Regions from separate parts of the Mus musculus genome. Here regions 1, 2 and 3 are each linked to region 4. Evidence: chromatin loops called from intact Hi-C (ENCODE). Cell type or tissue: heart. All regions are shown on one strand.

Region 1 (8,000 bases), 80 kb after region 4:
GAAGCCGGGAGAAGGTGATGGTACAGTATTTTACATACTGCACGTTTCCTTGCCTAGCACTTAAAGCATATCCATTAGTGCTCTAGACGAACACAGAAGATTGCAACAAATAGGTTTTTATGTTTCAAAGATGTGGCCCACTCATCTAAGGGCTTCTGTTCCTCCCCAGTTATTTGACAGAAGGGCTAAAGTGGCTCCCCTCCTTAGCTGAGAGCACCAGACCTGGAAATGATAATGCTACACATGAAAACTTTAAGGAAAGGGGATGATATTTAGAGAAATGGTTGCAACAAGACATTCGATAAAAAAGAGAATGCAAACAGCAATCATGTTTAGTTTTTTTTTTTTAATTGATTTTATGTGTCTGTTTGTGGGCATATGTGAAGGGACATGCTTTGGTGTCCAGAAAAGGATGTAGGAGCCCTTGGAACTAGAATTTATAGAAGACTGCATGCTTAGGACCAGACTTCTAACACTAGCTTTTCTGTTTGCTGGCTAGGAGCACCTCACAGGTTTTGGTTCTGGGAATGGGGCTCTGTTGAAATAAATGCCTGGACACATGAAAGTGACTTTGAAATTTGATTATGAGTAGAAGCTAGAAGAATTACTGAGTTATAGCATTTAAACTAAATTATTCTTAAAAGATGGATGCTGGGGATGGTGAGATAGCTCAGCGGGTAAGAGCACTAACAGCTTTTCAGGAGGTCCTGAGTTCAAATCCCAGCAACCACATGGTGGCTCACAACCATCTGTAGTAACATATGAGGCCCTTTTCTGGTGTCTAAAGACAGCTACAATGTACTTACATATAATAAATAAATTATTTTTTAAAAAGTCTCAAATGCCTTTAAAAAATGGATGCTATATAGACATTAGATTCTAGTGATGACTCAGATGGAAGTGAGGTGCATGGGAAACAGCTACAGTCATCTTTCATATATTCTCATGGTTAGGACAGTCAACCACATGTCTGTTTACTACACTGAAAAATCCAGACTGGGAGATATTTGAAAACTGTAATGACAATTTTGGAATTTTGGTTGTTTTTTTGTTTTTTTTTTTTTTTTTTTTTTTAAGAAATATAAGAATGTGTTCTAGTTTTAATCCCAGGTGTGGGATTACGAGGCTGCTTCAGACTGTCCAAAGCAGTTGATTATGATTTACCTCATGCTCTAGCAGAGGCATGGTTTTGCCAGCTGCAGATTGTTTCTGCAACTATGTGACGTTTGGGATTTTAGGAACCTTTCAAACGCTAGGGCACTGAGAGGTGGGGTTGGTGGTTGGTGGTCATTCAGATTGGTTGTAGTTTGTTAGTCATGCTCAAGAAGAAATAAGAAAAAAAATAGATTCAGATCTCTCCCTCTCCCCCTCCCCCTCTCCTTCTCCCTTCCCCTTCCCCCCCCCTCTCTTTCCTTCTTTCTCTCCTATCCAGTGATAGGGGATGAAACCAAGGGAATAAAGGGTGGGAAAAAGAAGAGTCCACAAGTAGCAAAGTAGCAAAGACCAGGTACAAAAAAACACTTGCCTATTAAAGTATTTGTACCAAAAATATAAAAAGAGCTTTTAGAAGTAGAGGAACAGGTGGTTCAGTGGTAGTTTTTGCTTAGTCCTGGTTTTAAAATCCAGCAGCAAAATAAACTGTTATTTTAATAATATTCTTAACAATGCTCAATAAACCATCCAATTTAGAAAATAGGCCAAACCTCAAAACTTTTAACACCTCACCAAAGATGATATTTACAGAATACAGAAATATGAACAGCACTCTACATCTTAGTGTCAGGGAAATGTGTATTAAAATAAAATCACACCGGCATACTCCTTACCAATGATCTAGAATTAGGACAGTGACACCAAACACTGAAAAGGATGTAGAACAAAAGGAGCTCTCCTGAACCTACAGCAAAGATGCAAGCAATACACCGTTCTGGAGGATGGTATAGCCATTCTTATAAAACTATTCATGCTCTTAGCTTCCATTCAGTAATCCTCACCGATTAGGTTTTTTTTTTGGGGGGGGGGGGGTTGAGACAGGGTTTCTCTGTATAGCTCTGGCTGTCCTGGAACTCATTTTGTAGACCAGGCTGGCCTCGAACTCAGAAATCCGCCTACCACGCCCGGCTAGTATTTCTTCAAATGAGTAAAAAGCTGACACCCAAAGAATACTTGTGTATGTCTGTAATAACAGTACAAGCATGAACAAATTGTTGGGTATATGGTTAGTGGATTGTTATTCAGCAATTAACAGAAATGGATTACGACAATATAAGAAAAAAATTACAGGGCCGGGCACTAAGTGAATATTACTGAGTAAAATGAGTCAATCTGACAAAGGCTGCATACTGGATGATTCCATCTATATAGCACTGTATAAAGAACAAGTAAAAATCACCTTCTGTCAGGGATTGGGGGATACTTTGAGCAAAGGGGACTTGGTGGGCAGTGAAACATATAAATACACAGATTTGTCAAACCCCAAAGAATGTACATCACTGAGCAAGCCCTAGTGTGAACTATGGTATTAATAATAACTTAACCATTATTGGCTTATCATGATAACAAATTACTAATGGAATACAAGATGTTAGCAGTAGGAAAATTGGGGAAAGAGGAGAGATGAAGTATACTGAAACTAATTTTCACTGATTTTTCCCCCGATAAATCTAAAATTGTCCTCCTCTCCCCAAGTCTTTTAATATAGAAATATATGAATGCTAAAGGTGTTTCTTAAGGTTAGAAATGGAGAACAGATAACTAGACGCTAAGGGAATGGTGATCCATTTGATAAAGTAACAGGCATTTGGTTAACTGCGGTATACTGTTGGATGGAAAATAGAATTTGTTATTTAATGAGCTTAAATATTTAGCTGAGATTCCCAAGAAACAGTTGAGAGAACCAATTCTCCCTCAGGCAGGTCACTGTTTATCATTCTTTAATGCAATTAATTGATAATGTTAGTTTTGTGTTGGGCTTGTCTTTACTGAAAACACACTTTTAATGTTTTCTGAAAATAAATTAAAATTTAAAAGTAAAATAAATAAATTAAAATCAATGTTTGATTAATGAGTCAGAAGAAAAGCAGTATCTAGGGCTGGGGTAACGAAAGGTACGCTTTATTTTTGTTAAGACGAAATATATATGTACACCATATAGCCAAGTTAGTCCCAAGCTGACAATTGCCTTGTCTCAGTATCAGTGCTGGGACACAGGAATGAGCCACCACCCGCGGCCTGACAGTACTTCATTGTGAGGTCGTCTGGGTTCTGGTGAGGGAATTGAAGCCTCCAGTCGTCGGAAGATGCTGTCCTAGGACACTTTCACTCTCCATTACGAGGCTGGACAGAGACTTCAGCCTTCCGTATTTTCCCTTACACAGCACAAGATTCTGTTCCTTTTTGGGCTTTTAGAGCCTTGCAAATCTGGCAGCCCTTTGCTTTTTTTTTTTTTTTTTCAATCTTTCAGCTACTGAAATTTACCTTCATAGATTTTAAGATATAGCTCTATTCATGTAGTCGTGGCCGAGTGGTTAAGGCGATGGACTAGAAATCCATTGGGGTCTCCCCGCGCAGGTTCGAATCCTGCCGACTACGGGCTCTTTTAAATCTCAAACTTGTTGCATCTACACTGATCTCTATTAAGAGGATTTCCAGGTCTGGCGATGTATTTCAGGTCTGGCTAGTGTATCATGAGGTTCACTTCCATTTTCTTTCTTTTTTTTTTTTTTTAATGCTGCACCTTCGCCGCAGTCTCTTTTCGGTGAAGCTCACATTCTGGTCTAGTCTTTATTTCCTGTCTTACATGTTTGGTTAGAAGCTTCAGGTACTGCACGGTTTATAATTTCATTTTAGGATAGGAACTAGTGCACAACAAAGGCTGAAACAAGGACTTTTTTTTCTTTTTCTTTGGCCTTTCCTATTCCTATCGAATACTCTCAGAGCCAGCCGACCCATCACGCAGGCGCAGCGATCGTTGACTTGGCAGCGAACGAAGCAATTCCAGGCTTGGGCGCCGGTCACATGGCATATAATAAATACCGGAAACAATACTGTACTCAGAGGCTAAGGGAACTTCAGAAACTTCCAGTACTGTCCCTGAACTACTTGCACTGCCTCATCCTCGTTAGTATAGTGGTGAGTATCCCCGCCTGTCACGCGGGAGACCGGGGTTCGATTCCCCGACGGGGAGAGTGATCTCTATTTTTAAGTATATTCCCTCCTAAAAGTTTAACACTCTCTTAGTTAACTGCATTTCTTTCTTTAATATAATCATTCAAAACTTAAGAAATACAACAAAAACAGTAAGCTGTATGAATCAAGGATTAAACCACACACACAAACTCAAATTCTATCAAGACATGTATACATTGGGTAGGTAAATACAGTAACCAAGAAATCAGTATTGCACCTGTAAATTTCATGTACTTTGTGAGCTCTTATAATAACAGAGCCCAATGCCACAGTTTGATATTCCTGGCAAAATATGTAGAGGAAACATCAGACAAACCAAGAAACTTTCAGCTGAGTTGTGCTCTTTTTAACAATAGCAATATTACAAAGCACAAGGAAAGACTGAATGTTTCATAGCTAAAAACTGAACATCATGTGTACCTTTTGCTCTTGCTTTACAGATTATTTTTGCAATAATTGGTGAAATTTGAATAAAGTCTATTGATTAAATGCATCATTGTTAATTCCACCTTCTGTTGATTGTTCAATGGCTATATAACGATGTTTTAAGGCAATACATACATATAAAATATATTAAAGGGTATTTTCAAACTACCTTAAATAATTCAGGAAAAAAAATATATATATATATCAGAACATGAGAGAGAAAAGAAACTATAGTAATATGCTAAGTTTTGTTAACAGAAGGAATGTTGTGAATGGTAGTCAGGAGTTCTGCATTGAAACAATTCTGTCTGAATTTTTATAACTAATTTGTTACAAGAAATCTAATGAGTTACAACCAACCTTTACTAATTTTTAAGATTCACTTCATGTTACAGTATGCATGTGGAGGCCAAAGGACAACTTGCAAGGTGTGTTGTCTTCTGGGGTTTATAATTTCATTTTAGGATAGTTATTAGTGCAGCTGTCTTTATCCTCTGAGTTATCTTGCCAGCCCTTAAGAGCTTTAAGCTCTATGGAAGGGTGTTGGGGGGAGGGGGTGTTACACACCTTTAATGCCTTCAATCTCAAGTAGAGACAAGGGTATATCTGTGAGTTCCAGATCAGCCAGGTCTACATTGCACAAACTGCAGGCCAGCCAAGACGATCTTGTGAAAAAGAAACCAAGTATAAGTCTAGATAGAGAGTCTCTTTTATTTTGGCAGTGTTGACTAATATAATGCTTAGATTTTTCAAAACATACTTTAATAAGGGGTTCTTAAACACTTTAACCTCCCTTATAGCTCACCACCCACCAGAGGTAGTAGAAAGGAAAGGTTAATAGGGCAAAGGAGGATGTGGACCTGTTTAGAAATAGTTCTTTGGGGTAATTCCAGTTTTCCTTGTCAGAATATCAGCAGTTCAGTTCACACAAATCAGCAGCAGCAGTTTGATCCACTCAGAACACCATTCATGAACCAGCAATGGCAGTTCCATCCAGAAGAAACTTTGAGGCTCTGTCAATCGTCTGGACTCTGCAGAATTGGCAAGAAGCTACCAGAATATCATGAGAAATTCTTTGGTGCATTTCTCTCTATGAAGTCATGACAAATGATGATCAGTGAAGAAGGCCAGGCGAACCAATGCCACAGCATTGTCAGTGAAGACCAGCATCAGCAAAGCCCAAGGAAGACCAGCAGCGTCGTCCACTGTCTGTTGAGTTATACTTATACCCTTTTCAGACATCACATGTCCTCTCAAGCCTCTACTCCAGGAAAACATTACATGCCCCTTTTCCAGGCAGCTTCCAGAAAAACACCACTCAGCAAAACATCCTCTAATAAGACAGTCTCCAGAAAAACATCACATGACACAACTGAATCTCCAAGGAAACCAGAAATTCCCACTTCATATTCCCCTTTCTGTTTTTTTAAAAAAAATCTTTTTTCTAACATTAACAATCTACACACAATAGAAACAAGTATAAGAACCCTAAAACTAGAGCTTTACATCATGCCTTAAACAAATAGCTTATGTACAGGATAGTCAGACAATAGTCTAACCAAACAACTTTACATTTCTATCAATATACAATAATTCAAACAAAACAAGCTTAAATTTCTATCAATATACAATAATTAAGCAAACCTTAAATTTCTATCAATTAAACAAAACAACCTACTATCCTAGATAACCATAACTAACATCAAACGACCAAAACCATTCATCCCAATTTAAGGACTCTTAATTGCTTCCTGCTAAATTGGGGCAAAGAATTCCTGTTTGGGGCCAAAGTGAGGAAAATAGTTAATTTTAGAAAAACTAACTGTAGCATTTGTTGGTATGTCAACAGTGGCCCCTTTTATAATTTTGGAAACTCAATCCTTGTGATATCCTGTGTTTGGATAACGTGCACAGCTTGTGATCAATATCCAGTATCAATAGCTTTCCCAGGATCTACCATATCATCCCTATTTTCTTCATTTGCTGTTCCTGGAATTGCAGGAACATTAGTATCCCATTATTGTAAAAGATTCCTTCCCCATAAGTTTATGGGTGTGTCAGCCGCATAAGGTCTCAGCTTCCCTGTTTGCCTTTCTGATCCCACACAGGTATTCCACTGGACGCTTTGTCTTATTTGTGATAATTTACCCATTTCTATAAATGTATGTAAACCTTCTGAAGCACACAATTTGGATTCCAAGACTTTGGGGAAAGTATACTAACATCAGCTCCTGTATCCACTAAAACTTCTATGTCAACCCCATTTCATTTGTACCATTAATTTGGGTCTCTGATCATTAAGCATTGTTTGGCAGAACAGGTTAAGCTAGGAGTTCGGGATGAAGGAGATGGACACACGGAGGTGCAAGAAGAGGGCTAAAGGAAAACATTTTTTAAAAGATCCTAAAGCATAACATCAACACTACACGGAGGGTTCCATGTCTGTTCTCGCCCTTAGTTTGGAACACAAATCCACGGAAGAAGTTCCTCTCAGGGCTTGCACAGGTCGCGTGCGACTGGTAGAAGGCCTGTGACGTCCTGTGTGAGTCTGCTGGCGAGACAGAGGTTCTTGCTTTAGTATTCTCTCGATAGGGACCTGCGAGCCTCCTCCCCTTCAACTCTGTAACCTACAGCCTGCGCCACCTACAAGGCGAACCAGAGTTTGCACAAATCACCTGCCACGAAACTCTCTCAGTTGACTACCTACTATGGTCTGTAGTCGTGGCCGAGTGGTTAAGGCGATGGACTAGAAATCCATTGGGGTTTCCCCGCGCAGGTTCGAATCCTGCCGACTACGGGTGTTTTGTACCTTAACCTCACATGTTTAAGGTACAAGGGTATAACTCAACCGATGGAAGTTTCCTTACACATTTCAGTCACGCAAGGTAGAGGAGGACTAGTTCTTGAATTGCCTATGTGGAGATACTTTGTCCCGTTTTGTTCTTGATGTTCTGTTTTTGCTTTACTTTGCCCAAAACCAGACTATCTTTCTACCTCTAATGTTCTACTTTGAGAGGACACAAAAATAATTCACAAAACTAAGGTCCTTGCGATTCCTTCCTCAAGGCTGTGCTTGCAATGACTCCACCACCCTAAGACACCCTGCTTAAAAGTCTTGTCTAAGCACCACAGCATTGACAAAGAAGCGAAAGCTATCTAACCAAGTCAGGCAGCCAATACTCAGGCAGAACTGAGAGAGAATGTACAGTGACAGAATGCATCCAACACCTTACCTGGGACCCTTCCTGCCAAGATATAGTATATACATAACAATATGGGGAAGATGTAATAATATATTAAAAACAAAGTGCCTGTTGAGGAAAGAATTAGATGGCCAAAATACTCACTATGTAGACCAGGTTGTTCTTGAGGTCACAGAGATCAGC
Region 2 (8,000 bases), 1.4 Mb before region 4:
TCAATCCAACCTCACATTATTGACTCCACTAGGTGGGGGTTCTGTGTGTGTGTGTGTGTGTGTGTGTGTGTGTGTGTGTGTTTTAAGATAGAGGTTTACTATGTAGCTTAGGCTGGCTTTGAATTCCTGATCCTCCTGCCTCTACCTTCCAAGTGCTGGAAACATAGCCACATCCACCACCCCTATCCAGTCCACCTGGTTTGATTCAGCAACGCTCAGGTAGCATCGCTGTTTGATCTGGAGCTGCCAGCTCCCTCGGCCCCCACTGCAATGCTTAACCCCCTCACAGGCACCTTCCCTTGCCTAACACTGCCATCCTTTTCCACACTGAGCCATTTGCTCAATGTAGCCTACCCAGGTATCCTGCTTTCTGGTCCCCAAAGTTACACCATGATGCTCAGCACAGCTGGACAGTTTGTCCCAATTTGTGTGTGTCCTCCTGTTTGTATGGGACTTCTTTTTGTCAATGGCCTGTGTGTGTATCCAAGCTCTTCCACTTCTATTGTATTTTTCCGGCTTCTAAAACAGATGTTACCAAATAAAGAAAGAGAAAGAAACGAATGTCTGTTTGCTGAAGGCAGCCTCTGAACTTTTCTTTCTTTATCCCAATAAGAGGGACTGGATTAAACCGAAACAGGAATGAGCGCTGCCTGTCTGGGAAAGTCCTATTGCAGCAGGGCTGTTCTGTATGGTCCGAGGCTTAGGACTGGGAGATTTACCAGACCAGGCAGAGATGGGAGCTACTCATGAGGATCAAACTACCTTCAAAGAGGCCACTGTGCTGATGGCTTCCTGCTCTCAGCCTTGTTTCAAAGGCAACTTCATTTCTATCCCCACTAAGGTAACTTTGTTGGTGAGTAAACTCCAACACGGTGCCAGATGTACCAAGAGGGTGCAGCTCCACAGTAGAGTTCTTGCCCGCCATGCACCTGTCGTGTGTTCCATCCCTAGCACTGCTTCTGCCCCACACATGATTCCTAACAAGTCTCCAAAGACATGAAAATTGGGGGATACATTCAAACCACTGCAGGTTCTTTCCTCTATCACCTCATGGGTCCCCGGTGCCCAGTGTCTTCCTTCTCTTTTTTATCTCAAACACTAGCCACCCTATGCAGCTTGTCTTTTACTGTACTCCTAGGAGAACGGTATAATTTACCTTTGATTTAAGAGAATTAACTTAATTGAGTGTGGTGACATGGGCCTGTATTCCCCAGAATTCAGAAGACAGAGGCAAGAGAATTGTCACATATTTGAAGCCAGCTTGGACTATATGTCAATTCAAGGTCAGCCTAAGCTATACAGTAACACCCTATCTCATTAAATAAATAAATAAATAAATGTGTTCATTTTATTCAAATATTTTACTTGTAGAAATCCACAGAAAATATAGTCGAAACATCCTTTCAAAAATTGGTGAGATGGCTCACCAGATAAAGACACTTACTTGCCAAACCTGATGACCCGAGTTCAACCCCAGCGACCCACATGGTGGAGTGAATTGTCCTCTGATATCCACATGTTTGTCATAGATCATGCTCACCCATACACATATACACATACACATGCTAAATATGTTCCATGTCTAAGAAAGGTAGACTGTTGCATCACTGTGTTTAATGTGTGACAAGGATCCTAATCTGTATCTGTAAAACTTCACACAAAATATGTGGGCCTGAGGCTGTGAGCTTAGAAAGAAAAGGAATCTCAGAACTGGGCGCAGGGCAAGCATGCTTGTAATCTTAGCATTCTGGAGGTGAAGCTAGGGAAAGCACAAGTTCAATTCCCACCCGAGCTACATAGTACATTTTAAGGCCCTATTTTAAAAGTGGGAAAGGGGGATACTTTCAGATTTCAACCAGCTCTATCTCTGCTTTCCTTTCCCCCATTGTCTTCAAGGAAAATGGTCCATGGTCACACTGAACAGGCATTAGAGTCTTAGGGAGCACCATGTGCTGATGCCCAGGGTTCCAGTTCTAACCTCTGCATGTCACACCCTTAGTGATGAGGAGGGTTATTCTCCAACAAGAATATTTCATTTTTACAGTAATGGCAGCCTTTAAAAAGAACCAAAGATGGGTGTGAGGGTACACACCTGTAATTCTGGTACATGGGAGGTAGAGGCAGGAAGATCAGAGTCCAACATCATTCTCAGCTACTGCTGTAGTTTAAATCCAGCTTATGTTGTATGAGACCTTGCTTCAAAACAAAACTAAAGCATAATTTGGACCGTTCCACACAGTCTTGAACATTGTTATGAATGTTGTTGCTACACCCTCATCCTGAAAGAAAGATTCCGGCTTTCACTAAAGCTTAACCCTAAAACCATGCTCTCAAATCTGGATGCATATGGAGCTTCTGTGGGTAATGAGGGCCCTTTAAAACCCCAGACAGGTTCCAGGACAGCCAGGGTGACATGAAGAGAGTTCCTGTCAATAATAATAATAACAATAATAATAACTTAAAAATTCTGTCATCAGTTAACACTCCCAGACATTCTGATTTAATTGATCAGGGAAGAATTGCTCTCCTAGAGGATTATCAAAAGCATTAACTATGAATTTTTCTTACATTTTGCTAATGGGGGGCATTTCTCTAAAAATTATAAAAATACTATATTTTATTTAACCCAAACTGTACTCAGGCCACAGTGCCTCCCAGTCGTGTGGCCGGCCTGTTAGACACGCAGTGTGGGGCATTATCCCTTAAACTCGTTTAAAATTGATAATATATATTTATGGTGTACAAAATATTCTGATGTATATTGTGGAAAAGCTAAATGAAGTTACAAACCACACCTGTTACCTCACATACTTTTGTTTTGTGGTGAGAACCTTTAACATTTCTCAGCAATTGTCAAGTATGTTACACATTGTTAGTATCTATAAGCTTGTTTTAAACAGCAAAACTTCAAATTTAGTTTTGAAGAAACTAAGAAAGAAGAAAGAAGAAAGAAGAAAGAAGAAAGAAGAAGAAGAAAGAAAGAAGAAAGAAGAAAGAAGGAAGAAGGAAGAAGGAAGAAGGAAGAAGGAAGAAGGAAGAAGGAAGAAAGAAAGAAGAAAGAAGAAAGAAGAAAGAAGAAAGAAAGAAGAAAGAAGAAAGAAGAAAGAAGAAAGAAGAAAGAAGAAAGAAGAAAGAAGAAAGAAGAAAGAAGAAAGAAGAAAAAGAAGAAGAAGAAGAAGAAGAAGAAGAAGAAGAAGAAGAAGAAGAAGAAGAAGAAGAAGAAGAAGAAGAAGAAAAAGAGCAGTTTCTAGACTAGACTCGGTGACACAAGCCTGTGAATCCAGTGCTTCGGAAGCTGAGGCCGGCTTGGGCAACATAATGAAATTCTTAAATCTCAAAAACTAAAACCGAGGGTAATGCTACAGTCGGGTAGAATAGTTTCTAAAGTCCACAAAGCCAGAGCGATTTGTCTGCGGTTCCTCAGCTAAGTGAAACCAAAGCTCCAGTTTCTTTGACTTCCAGTAAGATTCCAGGGCGGCTGAGACTGTCAACAACAACAACAACAACAACAACAACAACAACAACAACAACAGTACATTTAAAATTTTTGTCAATGAGTTACACTTGATTTGCATTTGGAAAATCCTTTGTTGTCTAGGATTGCTATAATGTGAGTTGGGCGGGTTTAGGAGAAAAACAGTTTCTGGTTTTCAGTTTTGTTTTGGTTCCTGAGAAAAAGCTTTGCCTTTGGCCAGTGGGTGTGCTTGTGCTTGCGGGGATGTTGCCTACCCTAGGGCCCTGGATGAGCAAAGTGACAGGCGGGTGAGCACTAGGGAGCTTTCGCTGCGGACCGGGAGCAGACCCGGCTGCCGTCCCGACTGCGCTTCCCGCCTCCCAGAGGGCGGAGGGGTCTGAGCTTTATTAGTCGCCTCCGCCGCCGGGGGAAGTTCCCTTAGATGCAGAGAATGTAGTCTGTGTGTGAAGAATTCTCAAATCCTGAATAAAAGCAAAGACAAAACTAAACCGGAAGTTAGAAGGCGGAGAGTACAATTTTAAGGTAGAAGTAAGAGCAGGAACAGACGTTTATCCTGTAAGTCAGGATGGCCGAGCGGTCTAAGGCGCTGCGTTCAGGTCGCAGTCTCCCCTGGAGGCGTGGGTTCGAATCCCACTCCTGACAACTGCCATCTTTTAAAACCAAATTGCTTCACAGTCTACTAAAACTTTTTCTTTTTTCTTTTCATTTTTCAGTAAACATTTTTTTTCTTTCTTATTCTATCTGTACAGTGGAAGCATTGTGTACTTACAAGATCGCTTCAAAAGTAGAGATTTTAATATTTTCTTTGTTTCTGCTTGTCTGTCCACATAAAAATTTAGATAAATGTTAATTATTTAATTCGTGGCTCATTATCATCACTGATATCTGCACAGATACAAATACACAGAGAGGTTTATCATGAAGACATAGCTCACAATTATAGAGGCTGAGAACTATCATGACATTCTGTTTGTGAGCTGGAAAACAAGGAAGGCAAGTAGCATGGTTTGGTCCAGTTATGAAGAGCTGAAAATCTAGAGAGCAGATGCCAATAAAGTTGGTCAGATCATGAAGCTACTAACCCCCAACCCACCACACCATCCCCACACTCAGGCCAAGTCTGGATAAAGCCCATCACATTAGGGATGGCAATCTACTTAGTTCAGTTATGTGAGTTCTAGAAATCTGGAGAACCCATGACTGTTCAACTTGACGTTTTAAATGAACAATTACACTGTTGATGGTCAGGCACAGGCTTGTCTCTAGAGATACAAGAGAGCAGGACAGGTTCAGCCCCAACTCGAGGAGTGAACAAACTACTACAAAGCCATGACATGGGTATGGTGCTGTACACCTGTAAGCTTACCAGAGGTGAAGCGGGGAGATCAGAAGTTCGTGGTCATCCTTAGCTAGGCCAAGCATCACTCAAGCAAGCTAGCTGCTAATAAATGCTACAGCCAGACAAAGCCAAGCAAATATTGAAAAGAAACTCTAAGAAAATAATTTAATTTGGGACCTTTAGAAATAAAGACAGCTGTAGTTAGCTTTCTGTTGCTTTGATAAAATGCTAACCAAGACCAACTTGATACGGAAAGGGTTTATTTCAGTTTACAGATTACAATTCACCATCAAGGGAAATCAGGACCTGAACCTGAAGGCAGAAACTGAAGCAGAGGCCATGGATGAAGGATGCTTACTATCTCGTTCACCAAAACATCTACCCAGGGTGGCACTGCCTATAATGTGATGGGCATTCCCATAACAATCACTAATCAATCATGCCCACAATCCAGTCTGATGGAGGCAATTCTTTAGTTGAGGTTCCTAGTTTGTCTCAAACCTGCAAAAACTCACCAACGCAAAGTCTAAAATGTAAAACAAGACACACAGGCACAGGTCAGGGTGGTTTTGGTAAATCTGAGGAAAAATGACGTGTTGGTAGTTTTATTATGACAAAGAAATGCATATACATTGTTACAAAAGTTCATTGGCACTTCTATTGTTCGAACTAAAGTTCCCTCAAAAAAGTCACGTATTTGTGTTTAAGATGATCATTAGTCCTCTATGGTTTGAGCAGTTGGCATGTTAAAGGTCAAGTACCAACATGATCTTGGGCTATCTTTAGTCACCTTAATAGCCATTTATCAACCAGTTTCTGTACTGCTGGAATTAAAGGCTTGTGCCATCCCTTTAATCCCAGCATTCCTGAGGCAGAGGTAGGTGATCTCTGAGTTGAAGGCCAGCCTGGTCTTCAGAGTGAGTTCCAGGACAGCCAGGGCTACACAGAGAAACCCTGTCTCAAAAAACAAAACAAAACAAAACAAACAAACAAACAAACAAAAAACAGCAACAACAAAAAACCATTCATATCCACTTTCAAAATGGAATCTGTTATACAGAGAAACCTGAGTTCATGCTCCAAGGCCATGGCCACTTATAATCTGCTTGTACTCCTTTTGGAGCAAGAACTTTGCTTATATCAAGTGCTTGAGGGAACTCACCTTGCTGTGGTTGGTTGAAGTAATTAGGTAAAGATCAGAATTGGCAGGCCGTCCTGTTGACAGATGCTTAGAAACAAACAAAGACAAGCAAAAACCAACCATACTCTTAAAGAGAAGACAGGCTATTTGGATGGCTAAGTGGTTAAGTAGGGAAGCCTTTGGAAGAATCTTTTGTGATCTTAACACCCCATGCCTCTGATCTTTTTATTAGACCCGCCATATAAAAACAGTACCTGAGTGCTTAGTTTCTGCATTTGTTGTGGAGCAGATGAGGCAGGTTTGATAAGAGAAAGGGGCAGTGATATACCATCACTGGAAGGTAATGGAGTAAGGGTGTTTGTGAGCAGAGAGGAAAAAAATCTAGTGAGTCAGAGTCTGCCTTCTCACAGTCTTTGCTGCTTACAACACGGAGATCAGAAAGTGTAACTACCTCCTAAGCTGTTCCTCAGAGAATCAGGATGCTCTGTTCCCACAAAAGCCATAAAACCAGGCTTGGCATTCATTCTGTGGATCTTGGGAAGTGACTAGGGGGTTGGCAACTGAGTTTCTGTTTCCCTGATCTTGGTGAGAACACTCAGCTAAGAGTAAAATTGACATTTTTCTCCAGACTTCTTAATTTTCTCATATTTCAGAATTTGGGGGAAGATTCCTCACTGCTAAATTGCCTTACCAAATTATAGGAACACTAAGAAATGTATATATTTGTTCTTAATGAAATAACCTGTTTTTATTATTTACTTGCTTATTTATTTTTGTAAATTAAAATCCACTTTCTAATCTGAGTAAATACTGTGGAGTAGGGAGGGCAGTGCGTGACGACAACTTTGAAATTAATCTCGAGCAGACCGTGTCAACGAGCAGCGGAAAAACCACAAAAAGGCCCCGCTGGGATTCGAACCCAGGATCTCCTGTTTACTAGACAGGCGCTTTAACCAGCTAAGCCACGGAGCCAACACGCTTTCCAGCCTCCAAATCAACAAAGAAAAGGAATGAACATTACATTTGTTGTGTGTATTTTCAGCCTTTTTATTGAAGATGACCCAGACAGTTCCCCAAATCTTAAAAATACTCTCGGCTTCGCTCCAAAGATCTAAGAAACAGCTACAGGAAAACTGAGTCCTGGTCCGGATGGGCGGGAGAATTACTAATGCAGGCTGGATGTGCAAGAAGGAAGCTCCCTCGAAGGGCAAGACCTCTCCAGTTTACCACACTGATAAAAATACCAGCCAGGCGTTAAGGAAAAACGAGTGAGCGGAGAGCACAAAGACACTGTGTGTGTTAGCTACTATTATGTCGATCAGAACATTCCCAACCCCCCAAACGGGTCCATACAGTAAGCAAGCTTTTTTATTTTATGACTTTTAAGTTAAATTGAAATTTAAGATTGTGATTATCCTTTAACCGTTCCCACCATTTTTCCCCTGTAAATTTAGGTTTCACCTACCTCCTTCTTGGTTCTAAAATTAACGAAAAGAATTTCAGAGTTAAAGCTTAAAAAATTTAAGACTTCATAATTAACACCTCATTTTCGGAAAGACATAAAGGAGAGGACCGTGTGCAACGTCTGCGGCGGGAAAAGCTTCTTATAGTGCTTGTCCAAAGGGTCTGATTTAATAAGCGGTCCAGTAAAGAGCATTTGCAAAATTTCTGTATTGTCCCTGGTGCTGTGTATTTGTTCCTGCTTCCAACTTATTCAGTCCTCTGCTAAAATAAAACCATCCTTGAAGTACAATTCAAACAAGTTTACAAACGGTTACCATAATTGTGTAAGTAACTTCACAAATGAAACCTGCAGTTACAATTGGTTGGGTTTCGGAAGACCTATAGTCCCAGCAATGATACTAAATTCAACATTTCACTATTTCTAAACTGTGTCGACAGCTGATCCACAGATGAAGGATTTGTCAAACTAAGACAGCCAGCCAGCCAGCCGTTGGATGACAAGACAGGGGCACAGTGAGAGTCTGTGGATACTAGAGTTCTTACTTTCATTAGAAGATTTATGACCTCTGAAACCAGCATTT
Region 3 (8,000 bases), 100 kb after region 4:
AGAGGAAGGTGGAACATTGTAACCTGCAGGGAAGCTCGTTGGCTCAGGAAGTAAACCTCTCAAAGACTTTAGGAAGTGCTTAAACTGAACAGATATGGTAGGTCCTCCTCAAGCCTAGTTATAAGCATAAGTAAGGCCTGCTGAAAGATTTTCTTATGTAAGCTGAGTTGCCTAGAAGAGTCTCAGACAGGCCTGGGAGAAAATAGACCCTAAAAGAGGTTCCAACCATCTGTGCTGCCTGCAAGAGCCTGATGAGCTACTTCCAAGTTGTACAGCTAGTTCCAGGTTCCCAGATTTCCAGAGCTGTCATTCATGCTGTGGTAAGTAGACATTTGTCCATGTCTCCCCAGGAATAGTATCACACAACAGCCACAAACTACTATTTCAAAGGCTCTCCATGCTTTCTGGTTTGTATATCCATACACTATAATTCATTTCACAAGTCAGGAGGACTGTAGAGGGGAAGACAACAAGAAACAAAGCTATGTCTGAGATGGTAAGACATTCAGAGGCTGAACGTCCTTTAAGTGGACTCTAAGTCCTACGTCAGGAAAGCTGTCTGGGTGTTTTCTGCTCAGTAGCCCTCACTCAGCCCCAGTCTGGTCTGGCTCTCTAGCCTTGCCCTCTAGTGACAGGCTGCAGAGCAATGCTGTGCAGCTAGAGGTCTTTGAGTGGTTTGGGGATTGGGCTCATAGCACTGCCCATGAGATCTTTGGAGGTGACAGTGCTTTTATATAGAAAATATCAATTATTAGTCCAGGGAGTCTGTCATCTGCTTTCTATCAAGCTGCTTTTTTAGTCCACAAAGAGTCCCCTGACTTTGGACTTTCTCAGCCCCCTCGTATCTGTCACTGAAAACAATTTACTCTTTTCATAACTTAAAGGAGATATAAGTAGAGGGTATTTTAGCCAGACAGATGGAGAAGTTGTAGTTTCTCCATCAACATGATGAAAAGAAGGAGAAAAAAAAATGGAAGAAAAGAAACTGTAGTGATCTATACCTATAATTATAGCACTACTGTGTGGGGTGGAATTGAGGCAGAAGAATTCCTGTGAGTTCAAGTCCACCCTGGGCAACACAGTGAGTTCTAGACTAGCATAAACTACAGCGAGACCTCGTAGGAAAGGAAGGAAGAGGAAGTATTAGTTCTTTCTAGTTTTACATTAGGAGAAAATACCTCACTTTTCTACCTGGAGATTCAGAACTGATCCAGCCCTTCCTACTTGGCTTATCACATTGAGGAGACCACCGTATCCTGAGAACAAAGAATCTCTGAAGCGTATGCATTTAGTTTTTGTCCAGAGGAAATAAAGATGATTCCACATTTCTGGGAAGAGAGAGTGAGAACAAACTCTGAGTGAAAAGCCCGCAGTCGCACTGTCGCCGAAGAGCTGAGAGCATGGCTCTAGAGTGTGAGCATATAACCACTGCAACATCTGGAAGGAAGACATGGAGTGTAGCTGTTCAATATTAGAAGCTTTTTGCTTTGCTGCTTCTTCTTCTTTTTCTTCTTCCTTCCTTCCTTTCTTTTCTTCTTTCTTTCTTTCTTTCTTTCTTTCTTTCTTTCTTTCTTTCTTTCTTTCTTTCTTTCTTTTTTCCTTTCTTCCTTCCTTTCTTCCTTTCTTCTTTTCTCCTCCTCCTCCTCCTCCTCCTCCTCCTCCTCCTCCTCCTCCTCCTCCTCCTCCTCCTCCTTCTTCTTCTTCTTCTTCTTCTTTTTGAGAGGCAGTCTTACTGTGTAGCCTTGCCTCTCTCCCCTGAGTGCTGGAATTAAAGTTGTGTGACCTCCAGAAAATGTTTTTTGTCAAATTATTTGGCTGTGATCCTGAAAGAACTAGTTAGGAAGCAAGTTATGACACAAGCACCCTGGTGCTGGGTAAGCCATTCAGCTCTGAGGGAGAGGAGACCAACCTGTAGGACACTTAAGGAAACTAAGAGCGTCAAGGATTTTAAATGCAGTTAGGATGCATTTTGTGCCAAACAAAGTATTATATAGTATTTAAAGGATTGGATCTAAATTTAACCTTATGGATAAATGTGAAAAAGAAAGAAAATAAGTAACTATTACAGAAGCAGAATGAAACATATAACAAATTTATCATCATAGAAAAGAAAAGTCACATTAATATACGGTTTGTAGGAAGTAGTATATTCGGTTATGAGTGTAAACATTAAACATGTTTCATACAGACTTTGGAACAATTAGAGATAGTCCATTGTGAGAATAAAGAAGAGCCAATTGAGAGAAAGGAGTGATGGTGCACACTTGTGATCCAGTACCTAGGAGCCAGAAGCAGGACGCTCACTTCAATTGCAAGGTCTGCCTAGGTTGCATACGGAATGAGGCCAGTCAGGGATTTTTTACATAAACTGAAAATGGTACCATGAACTGTGGAACATAGCCAACCCAAACACCTGCGTCTGAACTCCAAAACAGAATGTAACTCTGTGGACAGTGGCGATGCTTTCATGCAGGCTATTCTATAGTCATAACAAGGGTGGACACATGCTAATGGAGTACAAACTTGTGTCATATAAAGGGTGTGGTGGGGCTAGAAATCACCAGATCTACACTATTACTTTAATTAAATGACTTGGAGAGGGTTGAAGGGAGGAAGGCTCTGCTCCAAATTGGAAGGTATCCGAAATCAGGTGAATCATTTATTAATCTCATTTGTGGACAGACTAGAGTGAGGAAAAGTTAAAATTAATGGAGACATGCTCATCGAATGCCCCCATTTTAGCTGATAAAGAGGAATGGTTACTATGTTTTGAGTAATAATAGTCATCAAGTAGGGGGAGAATGCCTTTTTTTTTTTTTTTTTTTTTTGGTTTTTTGAGACAGGGTTTCTCTGGCTGTCCTGGGACTCACTTTGTAGACCAGGCTGGCCTCGAACTCAGAAACTCGCCTGCCTCTGTCTCCCAAGTGCTGGGATTAAAAGCGTGCGCCACCAAACCCGGCAAGAAATACGACTTTGGAGTTCCCAAAATGTTCCCATTCCTTCAGCCTCTGTAGAAAATCCCAAATTATAACAAGGCCTCTATGTTTTCTTACTTACAGTCAGTTAATTTAAAATTTTCAATGATTTGTTTAGTGCACCTGTTTATTCATCTTGCTGTGCTTTATACACACATATAAACTATTTTCTGTGGTTGTTGCAGGGAGAGGGAGAAACCATTCAGCTGCAGGTCATTTGTAGAGGAGAAACTTGTTATGAACAGTATTTTTTTTCAGTCTATTTAGTGTGCACAGAAAATAAGATCTTGTTTCAAGTGTATGGTCTCATTTTATTGGTAATTTTATTTATTATTTATCTACAGAGTTGCACATAGAGGGCATGGTAGGCAAGCTTTACATTTAACTAGCTCTTGGTTTACTTCCTAGTTTCAGTAGAGCGTTTCTTCCTCAGGTTGGAAATTCATACTTCATTGAAATTGACCATTGCAGTGGGGTCTGGGCCTGCAGGATTTTACAGTAGACACAATGTACACAGTTATATAGATCGTTTACAGAGTATAGGAAGGAGGCAAGAGGAGAGACAGGACAGGTAGAAATAACGACTAAATCTAGAGTAAAAATAGCTACTAAGGTCCCACCGAGATTTGAACTCGGGTCGCTGGATTCAGAGTCCAGAGTGCTAACCATTACACCATGGAACCTCACAATAAACCTCTTTCTCCACTATGACTAATCAATGATCGATAGGGTGCTAGGTAATCGAAGTCTGAATTTCTGTTTGTGACAGTATCTAGTTCAGACTGCTCTTCCACTACCTTGTGGCTACATTTGTCTTTGAACTCCCTATACTCATAGTGCCTCCACCGAAGATCTGGGAGTACAGGAGTGTGCTACCACACCCCGTTTTCAAAGTAAAAAAAAAAAAAAAAAAAAAAAAAAAAAAAGAATATATGCCGGGCAGCAGTGGTGGCACACGACTTTAATCCCAGCATTTGGGAGGCAGAGACAAGCAGATTTCTGAGTTCAAGGCTAGACTGGTCTACAGAGTGAGTAACATGAAAAACAAAAACAAAACAAAACAAAGAATATATCTACTGGTGACATCCTTTCGAAGAAAACCTTCAGGAATTTGTTTATTTTGTCTGCTTCAAGTAGTTCTCGGATATTCTAGAGTTGGAGCGAATGTTTTTCATGTACTTTAATACCTAGAAACACAGTCGTAGTCCACCCACCCACTCACCCAAATGCCCCTGGGAGATTTCCCTCTCGGTCTCTGTCTTTCTCTCTCCCTCCCTCTCTCTTCCTACGTGTACAACTTCAGCCATAAAATACTTTTCGTTGTCTCTAGGGTTAATTCTGTGCTCTAGACAACAAATCAAAAAAAAAACAAATCTCTTTCTATCAGTGAGTCCTTTTTGAGTCCTGTCCTCCCCATGCGACCTCAACATTGTAGAGTAGGAAGCAAGGAAATTCCACGAAGCTGAAGTCAAGTTCAGTAAAGAAGGTTCTCATACTCTTTACCACCTTCCTCTTCCAGGAATTTTTGCCAACTCACACCATAGCTTACCCACCTGGCATTACACCTAGACTAAAACAGACCATGACGTAGTCGGCAGGATTCGAACCTGCGCGGGGAGACCCCAATGGATTTCTAGTCCATCGCCTTAACCACTCGGCCACGACTACAGCTGGAACTTTATGCCTTTCTCTCTAAAGTAAGGGACTTTGCTCAGGTCGGATGTCGGCTTGTAGGTGCTTGCTCTACAGGAGCACGAGACTGAAAAATGCTCCGAAAAATCCCTTTGTTCGTAAACTTGTCATCTCGTGCCAGTGGCAAAAGGGTAGTGGGGCAAGTCCGCGAAACTGGAAACGTACATCCAGGCCTTGTGAGTAGTTTCGAAGCCCGGATGGGATCATTCTTCTGCTAGAACTTTCAGGTACATAGCCTCCTCGCTAAACCACGCTGCGTAGCGGACTTCAGGATGTAAACAACGCTGCGGCCAAGTGTCCTCAGTTCCCAAGTACGTACCGCAGCCTTCCTCTCGCTTTCCCAAGAAGGCCTTTGCAAACGCCTTCGCGCTTCACTTTCCAGAAGCTACCGAAATCGCTAGAAACAGCCAACTCAGCAGTTTCTTTTCCTAATTGAATTTTACTTTAAAATAGGCTTAATGCAAAAGTCATCCCCCTGCGATTTATTCGAAGCCTTAGGTCACAAGTAGCCAGAGCTCTATACAAATCCTAGGCACTTGTGAGTACTGAGCCCGAAGCAGGATAGAAGACCAAGTAAACGTTAGGGACCGGACCCCTCATCCAAGAGTCAAGAGACCCTAAGCAAAATTAACTAACATATTTACAAAACAAACAAACAAACAAACAAACCACAAACCCCACTACCCTCTAACCTAGTAAGTATCTTTTTGTCCTTTTATAATCTACCTTTGTCTTCTCAGTCTGTAATCAAAATAGTTGAAAGTCCTTAATTAAGAGTTACTATATTACAGATCCGGGAAGTAAAAAGTGAGGGAAGTGTACTACGACTGCTTCGGGACCACACAGCATTCTCTGGCTTTCTTCTAATTCTCACTCTTGCGTATTCTATTATCCACGTTCCAGTTACTTCCTAGACCTTTCCTGCCATCAGTTGGAAAGTAGAGGGAAGTCAGCAGGAGAGGTAGGCAACAGGTCCAGAAGATGAAGAAAAGAGTGGACGAAGCAGCAAGAGCCGCGGAGAGGGAAGGGTATCTTGTAGAAAAGCTCAGTCGCCTGTCGTGCGACCCCAAAGTAGAGAGACGAGATTGGACACGGATCCCGAAACTTAGTTATCTGACTTCAAATTCGGGTGCTCCACCAATTTTTATTCTAAATTAATTTGCGGGAAGAGCACGTGAACACTACAGTGATGTGCTTCCGTAGGAGCATCTCATCTCAGCCACCACCACCACCACCACCACCACCACCACCACCACCACCACCACCAAAAACTTCCAGGAGAAAAGCCTGGAGATTTCCAGAGCTGCCAGAACACAACGGAACATCACCACCAGGGCTCCGTGTACTAAACCCGAGAATCGGCCTTTTCTAAAGAACTCAGACGCAACACAAGAAAAAAAGAAAGAAAGAAAGAAAGAAAGAAAGAAAGAAAGAAAGAAAGAAAATCTCGAAGCTCCAAAACTCCAAAAAAGGGAGGACTTGGTTGGGCGCCGGCACGAGTTAAAGGACTTTGGATCTCTCTTTAGCAAAAGGAATGATCTGACTTGGAACTAAAGAGGCCAGACTAAATGAGATAAGAATTTTGTCTTTGTGTTGATTTTCTTTGTTTTACTTTGTTTTGTTTTTGTTTTATTGAGACATGGCCTCACTATTGTATAGCCCAGGATGGACTGGAACTCGAGGAAATCCTTCTGCCTCGGTTTTTAAATTGTTGAGGTTACAAACTTGTGCCATCAAATCCAGAAAGTTGAAATGAATCTCTGGTCAGACATTTCTGGTGGAATACACCCGGGACAGAAAGTTGTGTTGAGGATCGCGCATCTTGTTTGTTGCACATTTTTGTGTGAAGTATTACAGAAACAGGAAATACCGTTCATAGAAAACAGTGCATTGATACACAAGAAAGTACTGAGAAGCCTTAGGAAGGAAGAAAGTTACAGGTGGGCTCTGTGGCGCAATGGATAGCGCATTGGACTTCTAGCATGATTGAGAGATTCAAAGGTTGCGGGTTCGAGTCCCGCCAGAGTCGACGGTATTTTGCCTGTGAGAGGTGTCTGACCTTGCAATCAAAGCAATGCAGTTTTGTCTGCTTTCTGCTCCTAGCATCATCATTACTTAATTCTCCCAAACGCTGCCACTGAGTGAGCGAGAATAAGAACTCAAAAGGTCTAAAGTGTCCCTTGAAAGCTGTGAAACTTATTCTATATTATATTGTATTATATTATATACTTAGTTTTTCTCTTTTTCCTTCACCGTTTGTTTACAATGTCTGCTTTCTACCTGCTCAAATTCCAGAACGCTCTTTGCCTTAGAAAAAGTTCCTTGGCAGCACAAATGTTTCATCCTAAAAGCTTAATCAAAATTCAATATGCTTTTATGTCTGTAATAGATTGTGACTTAAAACAAGGAGCCATGGAAGTTCTCACATCACCCTAAGTGAATGATATATCTTTTTTTTTTTCATTCTAGAACACCACTTCCTTAATTCCCCGGACTGGTGCCTTGTTTGTTTAAAGTATCCTGTGCATCTTCCTAGAAATTTACATATTATATACATGTTTAATAAATATGCGACATAGATTTTAGGTAATATTTCTAGGAATATGCATTGTATAGGCATCAAATAGATATATACATAAACACATACTGTTATTTTCTGTGTTGTGATATAGTTTAATATGTGGTGGCATCTCATTCTTCATCTAAAGCGTGTAATATTCCATAGATTGGTTATACTATTCTATTAAACACCTCACATTTTGTTTTATGAACAAAATTGGAATGTATTAGGAAAAGGTTTTGAAGTAAGTTAAGCTCATTCTCTAAGAGATGTGCTCAGAATAAGGATGCTACACTCCTAAGTGTGGGCGGGGCTTGTCAAGACTGGAATCTGAGTGTCTCAAGGGTTGCTATATACTCTTGGATATCAAGGATTGCCAAAGGGGTCGCGACCCACAGAGTGAGAACGCTTGTTTAGACCGTAGTCTGTGCCATACAATAAGACCACAGCTCCACCTCAGGCATTCTGATTGTCTGAAAGGTTCCTCATTGCTGGCAATACAAAGGATGAGATCATCAGCCTTTGTAAGGTACCCATTTGTATAGTCAGGAACGGCCCTCATATAATTAATGAACAATATGGACAGGATAAATGAACAGTAATAGATGTAGAAACAACCTGAATAATACCAGAAGATACAGTTACAAGATCAAAATGCACTGTGTGCTGAAGAAAAACTTGAAATCGGAACATAAGAACAGCTAGACCCCCTAAGTTCTCTCACTCCTAAGAGACTAAGACGAAGAGTCTTGCAGCTTAATGTGGCAAAAGAG
Region 4 (8,000 bases):
ACTGAGACAAGTAGAAGTCAGAGTGATAGGACCAAATGTGGGCACTAGATTACCAAAGACACATTGGCTCTTCTTAGGCTGATTGCATCTTCCTGGAGAGTCATTCCTTTGAAGCCCACATTCATTCCAGTGTGATGGCATTGAGAGATGGGAGTTTTAGATGGTAATTAAAGTTAAATAATGTCTGAAAGTGAGGCTGTAATCCAGTGCAGCATGTGTCCTTAGGAAACCAAGCAAAGGACATAAGGGACCTCCCTCCATGTATGCACTGAGGAAAGATCTCACAAGAACATAGGAAGAATGCAGGAAGAAACCTGACCCCGACAACACTTTGGTTTTGGACTTCTAGCCTCCAGAACTCTGGAAAAATGTGTGCTGCTGTTCAAGCCTTCTAGTTTGTGGCATCCTGCTAGACATGGCAAGCTGATTATACTGCAATAGCCGAACAGCTCCTCCCAGCAAGAATTCACCCCCAAGAACACAGGGCTTAATAAAGGAGAAACTCTTTAATGATGATAGCATGCAACAGATCTTAATTAATGCTCAAAGGGGCACTGGCCTCAAGTAGAAATTTGTCACAGTTTACACAGGGTGTATTTTACCATTTTAATTTCACAAAATCTTCAAAGCCATTGAAGGAACCATCTTGGCTCAACTGTTCCTTAATTATGTATTCTTGAGATTTCTTTTTTCCAGACAGTTTCTCTGCATATACCACTGGCTGTCCTAGAACTCTCTATGTAGACCAGGTTGTCCTCAGACTCAGAGATCTGCTTACCATGTTCTCCCAAGTGCCAGGATTAAAGATGTGTGCCATTATGCCCAGCTCTTGGAGTGATTTTTATAAATATATATGTCTGATCTCCCATGTATTTACTCCTATGGTAGTACTCAAAACACTTTGATCTCACTTTGATTTTATATTAAAGGCAGATGTGCACAAACACATCTCATATTCTCATTTTCTCTTTTCTTTTTTGAGCCAGGGTCTCATGAAGCCCATGTTGGCCTCTAACTTACTATGTAATGGAGGATTTCCTAAAATTTATGCTCTTCCTGCCTCCACCTCCCCAGTGCTAGAATTACAGGTGTATAACTACAGCCAACTCTTAAATGTGCATATTTAGATGTATGTGTGTGTTTCCAAAATTGTACCAGCTTATATTATTCTAAATTGTTTAACACTAATGAGAGAATTATTTTTTAAAAACTCGTATTTGCTGATGTGTTTTTCCAATCCTGCATATTCAGAAGAGAATGAGCTTGACTCACATGTACAAACATATCCTGCACATTTGTAGAAATACTGCCTCAAAAGGTGCATAAATTTTGAGTATGGATAGAACTTGCCAAATTCACTGAGAGCAGTGCTTCTCGAGTTGTGTGGAGAAAACAATCTTAAGATTGTAAATGAACATACAACTAACTCAGATTCTAGCCCCCGCCACATCTATGAATAAAAACTCGGTAATCTATAAAAACCGGAAGTGGGAAAGAAAGACTAAAACCAGAGATTCTGGTATGCTGGAATATTGTTCTCCCTTTAAAAAGCCTACAGGGATAGAGTGAACTTGAGTAAGACTTGGGGAAGAGATCTGGTTAGGGTTTGATGAAGTGATTGCCTTTTGTGTATTGCTGAAAGGAAACTTCCTAATAGATGGGAGTCTCTGGCGTTGATGGTATTATAGTGTCTAGTGCCTTCAGAGTATGTATTTTGCCTTCAAAGAATCTTTTTTAATTATTTGTTTAATATATAAATGACATAATACAAGCCAAGCTCTGGTTAGCTGTGATGGCCGAGTGGTTAAGGCGTTGGACTCGAAATCCAATGGGTTCTTCCCGCGCAGGTTCAAATCCTGCTCACAGCGTAAGAAAGCTTCAGACACAGCTTTCTGTGGAAGTGTGGTCAAACTTAAGAAAAATTAGGTGTGTTTTATTCCTGTGCTCACTTCTTTTTTTTTTTTTTTAAACTTTCTGTGATTACATCAGAAATGCCACCGGTCGTCTTTAATCCCAGCACTTGAAAGGCAGAAGCAGGAGGACTGCCTAGTCTACGAAGCGAGTTTCCAGACAGCCGGGCCAACACAGAGAAACTCTCGAAAAACAAAATAAAACAAAAACGAAAGGAAAGAAAAAGAGGAGAGAAGAAGGCGGGGAGGGAAAGGGAGAGGAGGGGTTGGGTAAGGAAGGGGAGAAGAGGGGAGGGAAAGCGAGCAGAGGAAGGGCAAATGGTTACTTTAAATAGTTACAGTTCCGTAGTATTTAAAAGAAGAAACAAAAAATCCAAAACCAAAGGGGGGGAAAAAGCTGTTGGGAACAAAAACGGAGTAGAATTCCAGAGTTCATCTGATATGCCAGGCAGGTGGAAATGAGTTAAAGGGAGGATACACTGAGCAGTTTGGACGCTACACAGTAGCACTGCGCGGCATTCAGCATACAGGCTGACCCCGAGGTGCACCAGAAAACCTTTGTCTCTTCTTACTTTTTTAAGTGTTTTCGCTCACATTGTACACTTAAGTAGTATTCAGTCGAACTTCTTTTATATTTTAAAGACAGCTCTCTAGGTAAATCCGGAATGCTGGGATCTAAAGGCTTGCCACCACTTCTGACTCAGCTTAATTTTCAACTGCACTCTGGGCTTTCAAATTGCTGCACGAATTGAGATCGTAAAACGTAAAATACTTAACTTTGTGATGCACACCTGTAATTCCAGAACTCCAGGAGGCTGAGGCAGAAGAACTGCCAGTCAGGGCTACAGAACGATACTATTTGTAAACATAAAAATTTAAAGAAAGAGGTGGGGAAAGAAGGAAGAAGAGGAAAGAGTGGATTTTTGTTTTACTCTATTATTCTGTCAACGGGCTGGCAGTAGGGGTTGTTTCATGTCAGAGGAACCAACTGCGTGTGTTAGTAATGGAAATTGCAAGGTGAAAAGACGAGTTTCTGTAACACAAGTGGTTTAAATTGTTCAAATCAAACATTTGTTGAATTTACTTAGCTTGAAACTAGGGCTATAATTAATTTAAGGTTACAGCTAATAATAACTAGAGTAGAACTTCATCCCTGTGGCGGGCCAGTGGCGCAATGGATAACGCGTCTGACTACGGATCAGAAGATTCTAGGTTCGACTCCTGGCTGGCTCGACCATGTCTCTTTTTAATACAAAGGAGAAACTTTCTTGTATTCAGATCCGTAAGAAAAACATATTAAGTCTTGAAAATCTGACTCTTACTATATCTTTGTCTTGTATGTCAGTGAACAGCATACAAACAGAAAAGGACTATCTATAGACATCACCCAATAGGGTATGTGGAAAACACTGTGTTGAGGAAAAGAAGTCAGTACTGCATGTTGTAATTAAAATGAATTGTCCAGACCACCAAACCTAGAGTTAGGATGTATCACCGGTTGCCAGGTGATGGAGAAAGATAATTTTGAAGTCAGGAAACAACGACGGCGTTGTAACACATGTACACGAAAAACCAGTAAATTGAACAGTTTAAAAGGCTGAACTTTTTTGAAAATCAGAGTATCAGAGGAAAAAACTAAAAATTGATCAATATTTTATTGGCTCATCCGCAACCACCCGTCCCCGCCCGGAGCCGGGCTCCACAGTTGGCTATACTTCTGTCTCTGAGCACTTCCGGGAGTGGTGAGAGTAGGGACAGAGACTGACTCGAGAAAGCGGGCTGAGAAACTTACATATTTGAAACCGATACTAAACAAAAATCCAGATAAAATTTAGAGTTAGAGAGTAGAGGAAGGCCGGGAAGTGCAGCTTTGGGACAGTGTTTGAGCAGGTGGACCTACATTCTTAAGTTTTCCAGGACGCGAGGTTTGAGACATGGAGAAGGGAAGGGGTCGTCAAGGCGAAACCCGGAAGGAACACAGATTAAATTAAATTAAAAGTAAATTGAGATCCTCACCCTATTCTCTATATCTTACTCAGATCGGATAGTTTGAGTTTCAAGCCGTGCTGGAATTAAAAGAATGACGTTACACCGCGCCCAGACTGCGTCTACTCCAAGCTCAATTGAGATAGACGGCGTGAAAAGAGAGCACCTTGGATTTCCTCGTCTTTCTCGTGGAGAACCATCACTAACCCACAGATTCCACCACGAGAGTAGTTTATGCGTAGCGTCGTTAAACGTAGCTATTCCGTCCTCCTCAAGGCACTTGGGCTATTTCGGGGTGTCTCGCTCATCACCTCCCCCTCCATGTCCGTTTTCTTCGGGCTAAGGTGCCTGCAAATCCAACAAAATGACCTGGCCGACTGACCTTGAAACTGCGATAATTTTCGTTATCCACTGCACGTACACACAGCGCTGTGTTGAAACCTGGAGTGCCCCCTAACTTAAGGAGTGCAGATTATTGAGTGATGCATAATTAATTTCTTGAACCATATATGAGCTGAGGTATCCTCGTACCTAATATACTCTGAAATCCAAAGAAAGGCATCCGGGCAGAAATGGAACCTGAGCTCATGAACATGTGATTTCGCCCACACTTGGAAAATAAAGATGAGCTCCCCCGGAAAGAGGACAGGACAGCTAGCTTCCCAGGGAGATACAACTCTGTATTTTACAATTATAATGACGTGCTGACTCTAAGTGAAGGGCTCTCTAACAGGCCCAAGCATGGCAAACGGTGGTGCTAGTAGGTTTTGCCTTTTCCCTCTCCCTCCCTCTCCCTTGCTAAACCATTAGATTACATTCCTAAAGCTAGCCCCCAACGTCTATTCCTTTATTTGGCTACTGATCTATTCCTGAGACTAAATACCAAGGTCCAGCAATCAAAATTCATTATTTGGCTTAACACTGGCTAACATGTCCAATCAGGACATCATCCTAGCACACGCTCCCCTTTTTCTACTTAAAACCACTCTGGCAGAAATACCTGCTAGTATCTTAACCTGTTTCAGGGGCAGCTGCTTCCCACCCCATTGTAATAAAGTTCCTTTGTGTTGAGAATTTGATGTCTGGGTGTGTTCTGTGCCAATTCCAAGCTTTCCTCCCACCTCGAACATGAGCGCAAGCACATGCACACACACACACAGTGTGGAGCAGAGAGAAATTATAAAGTTCATAGTATCACCTACTCATGGAAATTTTCACATTCTTGCTGAAAACAGAAAAAAAAGAAGAAAAACCTTTCTAACATAGATTAACTGACTCTCAAATAACTTGATGAATTGGGCCCTCTAGAAGAGGTGTTTACAAAGCATGTATCTGATGACCGAGATGCACTGGAGGATATATAAAGAACTCTCAAAGGTCAGTGACAGGAATGCCATCCATGCAGGGCACCATGATGCCAGGCTGTAATTCCAGCATTCGAGAATCAGGGGACGAAGATCTGGAGTTCACCATCATCCCAGGACTTGCCTGAAAAAGTAAAAATAAAAATGAGCAAATATTTTAGCACACACAAAAGTATGCATACAAGAGCTAAATAAACAGAAGAGAAGATGCTTAGCTCTTTAGAAATACAAACTAAAGTCACTGAAATGCCTGGATGTTTAGCTTAAAATAGCAACAGGCAGTAAAGATGTGGACGATTGAACATAAACACTCACTTGCTGCTGGTATGTGGCTTTCAGAAACAACTAAGCCTGCAATGCAAAGGTGATAACAGGACATTCAGAACACACCCCACTGTGGAGAAGGACAGGCGCATATCCTTAAAACCACAGTAGCCAAAGAGTGACAAACTACAGCCACCAGGCCCAAAGACAGTATCATTACACACAGAGATGCTCCAATTACACTTCTTCACCTCTCAAACAGTAATCAGACCAAGAATATTTGGTCCTCCCCTCTTGTGCTCCCTTTTTTTAGAATAATCTTTGATCATTGGACTGTCTCCTACTCATTTAAGTAAGTTGAAAATCCCATTATTTGTTGACTGATGTTTTCCTAAACTTTCTGGCTAAACCCTCCTGTGAAGAATGATCTGACAGCCTGCTCTGAGGCTGTCCTACTTCTGGCCTACCTGCAGGATCCCGGAGAAGCTTAATCCCAGTGGAGAGCTGAGTTTCTTTCCTCCTTGATTCCAGAAGAGGAAGGACAGGCCGGGTTTCACTTCCTTTCACTTCTCTCAACACTGAAGATGGTTCCCACAGCGTCTTCTCCTGGAGTAAACTGTCAGCAGAATCCAAGTTTCTCTAGATGTAAAGTAGACTTAGCCTCCCCATCCTAATAGCCTAAAAGTTCCAAAAGTGCCTGCTTGTTCAAGAGGTAAAATGAAACATTCAAAAATTCTAAGTTTGCATAATAAGGAATGCTTGTCCCTTAGGAGAGAAGAGGATTGCATGTTTTAGCAAGAGGAGTAAAGCTTGAACGCACAAACGTGTATCTTTTTGAGTTTTAAGTCCTCTAAGCCAGGCAGCAGTAGAAATACTGTATTCTGTGACACTGTTCTAGATTATAAATGTAAGCTGAGTGGTTATGAAGTTGCATCTATGAAATCTGGAGTTAGGTTTAAGAGCATATGCAAAGGAAACAAAGCCTTATGGTGCTGCTTAAAAAGTAAGAAAGAAAAGCCTCATATTGGATTAAAACAATCAGACCTCTGTATATTAATGAAATCCCAGCCTGTAAAATCAAAAGTGAGTCCCACTTACGCTAATATATAGCCGAGGGTTTTAAAACATATTATTCTATTGTTCTTGCGCTATACAGTAGAATCATTTGTGGATTTTATTTTTTTTTTAATGCTTGTCTAAAGAGTTTAAATATATGTGAGGCTGAAGAGATGGCTTGGTGCTTAAGAGTGCTTGCAGCTCTTGATTCTCAGCTCCCGTGTTGGGTAGCTCACAAGCACCTTTTAACTCTAGGTCCATAGTGTCCAGTGCTCTCTTCTGGCCTTCCGTGGGCACTACACTCAGATATACATACATGTACACATAAATAAAAACTTTTAAGTTTTTAGAATTTAAATACTCATATATAGCAAAAATTAATAGAAACATATATAGGTTCACATATGTAAAGAAGTTTAGAAATAGAGATTTGGATATGTGAATAATAACAGGTATAGAGCAGATATAAGAACGCTTTCATATCTGCTGGTGGGAGCTACACTGATGCAATCATTCAGGAAAGCACCCCAAAACTTTATAATCAAGTTTAGAATATCTATATCTAAATGGTTGTGCCCACCTGTAATCCCAGCACCAAATCAGAAGGATCAAGAGTTCAAGGCCAGCCTTGGCTACATAATAACTTGTCTCAAAGAAAAAAGTTCCTTTCTTCTAGTTATCTAGATATTCTTCTAATTTGGTATGACTCTTACACCCAATATTCAAAGAAACAGAGTCATGGGTAGGAAGATATTAATGGTAGCATTAATATTGACCTTTCTAAATCGAATTCAACTTTGGTGCCATCATTGGATAAGGAAATAGCTAAAGAGTGGTAAATACTATGCAGCCATGAAAAGTAACGGAGTACATGTGACTTAGAAAGTCCAAAAACAACGTCACATAGTAAGAGTCCCCCTTACTCACGATCTCTGGGCTTCCGATGCTTTTACTCCTACTTTGTCATCCTTCGGGTTTGTGTGTCAGCAATTTTCAACACTTCTAATGTTCTGCATACTGCAGCAAAGATAGAGCAAAGTCTCTGTTCAACCTGCCATCATTATAGCTAGGTTTAGTCTGCTTTACTGTGTGATTGTCCATCACTGGGGAACAAAGATGTGGCCAAATGGTTCTGTAATATACACATATTTATTATCAGAGCATGGATATTTGTTCATTCATAATTGCTCATATTGGATAAAGTTTTCCTGTCCTGACTTGAGACTTCTCAAACACTTATCTCTTACATCCTCTTTGCAAACAATACCTTGGCCTTTTGTGTCAATAGTCAAGAAAGCATCTCCCTAAGCAGTTCTTGAAAATGTTGGACTGAAACCCAGTCTGGTCTTTTAACCTAAGTACGGGAAGGTAAGATAGGCTCATTCAAGCGGAAAGAGGAGCATACAATGCGTAAAAAATT

Evidence for each region. A loop is a pair of places that touch in the nucleus more often than their neighbours do. Peaks named below come from ENCODE experiments on the same cell type or tissue, not always from the same donor. Only the 100,000 strongest peaks of a DNase experiment are listed, where the experiment ranks them.
Region 1: a loop joins it to region 4, with 4 times the contacts of the local background. A loop is called at or near these places in 14 of 42 quality-filtered maps.
Region 2: it touches region 4 in a loop (2.7-fold over the local background); 9 of 42 quality-filtered maps call a loop at or near these places.
Region 3: it touches region 4 in a loop (2.2-fold over the local background); 31 of 42 quality-filtered maps call a loop at or near these places.

Annotation. Positions count from the first base shown.
Region 1 is chr13:21,936,505-21,944,504 of GRCm38, reverse strand. n-TSaga1 (a tRNA gene) reads left to right here and starts at 7,330; the gene lies at 7,330-7,411. It overlaps n-TDgtc12 (a tRNA gene), which reads left to right and starts at 4,115; the gene lies at 4,115-4,186. n-TSaga8 (a tRNA gene) reads left to right here and starts at 3,510; the gene lies at 3,510-3,591. In heart, no CTCF peak of the experiment used is centred here; DNase peaks (open chromatin) are centred at 3,574, 4,064 and 7,374; H3K4me3 peaks cover 3,168 bases; H3K27ac peaks cover 1,296 bases.
Region 2 is chr13:23,449,549-23,457,548 of GRCm38, reverse strand. Btn1a1 (butyrophilin, subfamily 1, member A1) reads left to right here. Exons shown (of 8, transcript NM_013483.3): 8 at 1-557. It overlaps n-TTagt6 (a tRNA gene), which reads right to left and starts at 6,927; the gene lies at 6,854-6,927. It overlaps n-TLcag10 (a tRNA gene), which reads left to right and starts at 4,035; the gene lies at 4,035-4,117. In heart, no CTCF peak of the experiment used is centred here; DNase peaks (open chromatin) are centred at 3,818 and 6,878; H3K4me3 peaks cover 3,303 bases; H3K27ac peaks cover 1,739 bases; H3K27me3 peaks cover 204 bases.
Region 3 is chr13:21,915,858-21,923,857 of GRCm38, reverse strand. n-TRtct3 (a tRNA gene) reads left to right here and starts at 6,611; the gene lies at 6,611-6,696. n-TSaga5 (a tRNA gene) reads right to left here and starts at 4,643; the gene lies at 4,562-4,643. It overlaps n-TQctg10 (a tRNA gene), which reads right to left and starts at 3,658; the gene lies at 3,587-3,658. In heart, no CTCF peak of the experiment used is centred here; a DNase peak (open chromatin) is centred at 4,597; H3K4me3 peaks cover 3,184 bases; H3K27ac peaks cover 1,062 bases.
Region 4 is chr13:22,016,287-22,024,286 of GRCm38, reverse strand. It overlaps n-TRacg1 (a tRNA gene), which reads left to right and starts at 3,071; the gene lies at 3,071-3,143. n-TScga1 (a tRNA gene) reads left to right here and starts at 1,787; the gene lies at 1,787-1,868. In heart, no CTCF peak of the experiment used is centred here; DNase peaks (open chromatin) are centred at 1,856, 3,096 and 3,616; H3K4me3 peaks cover 3,402 bases; H3K27ac peaks cover 1,890 bases.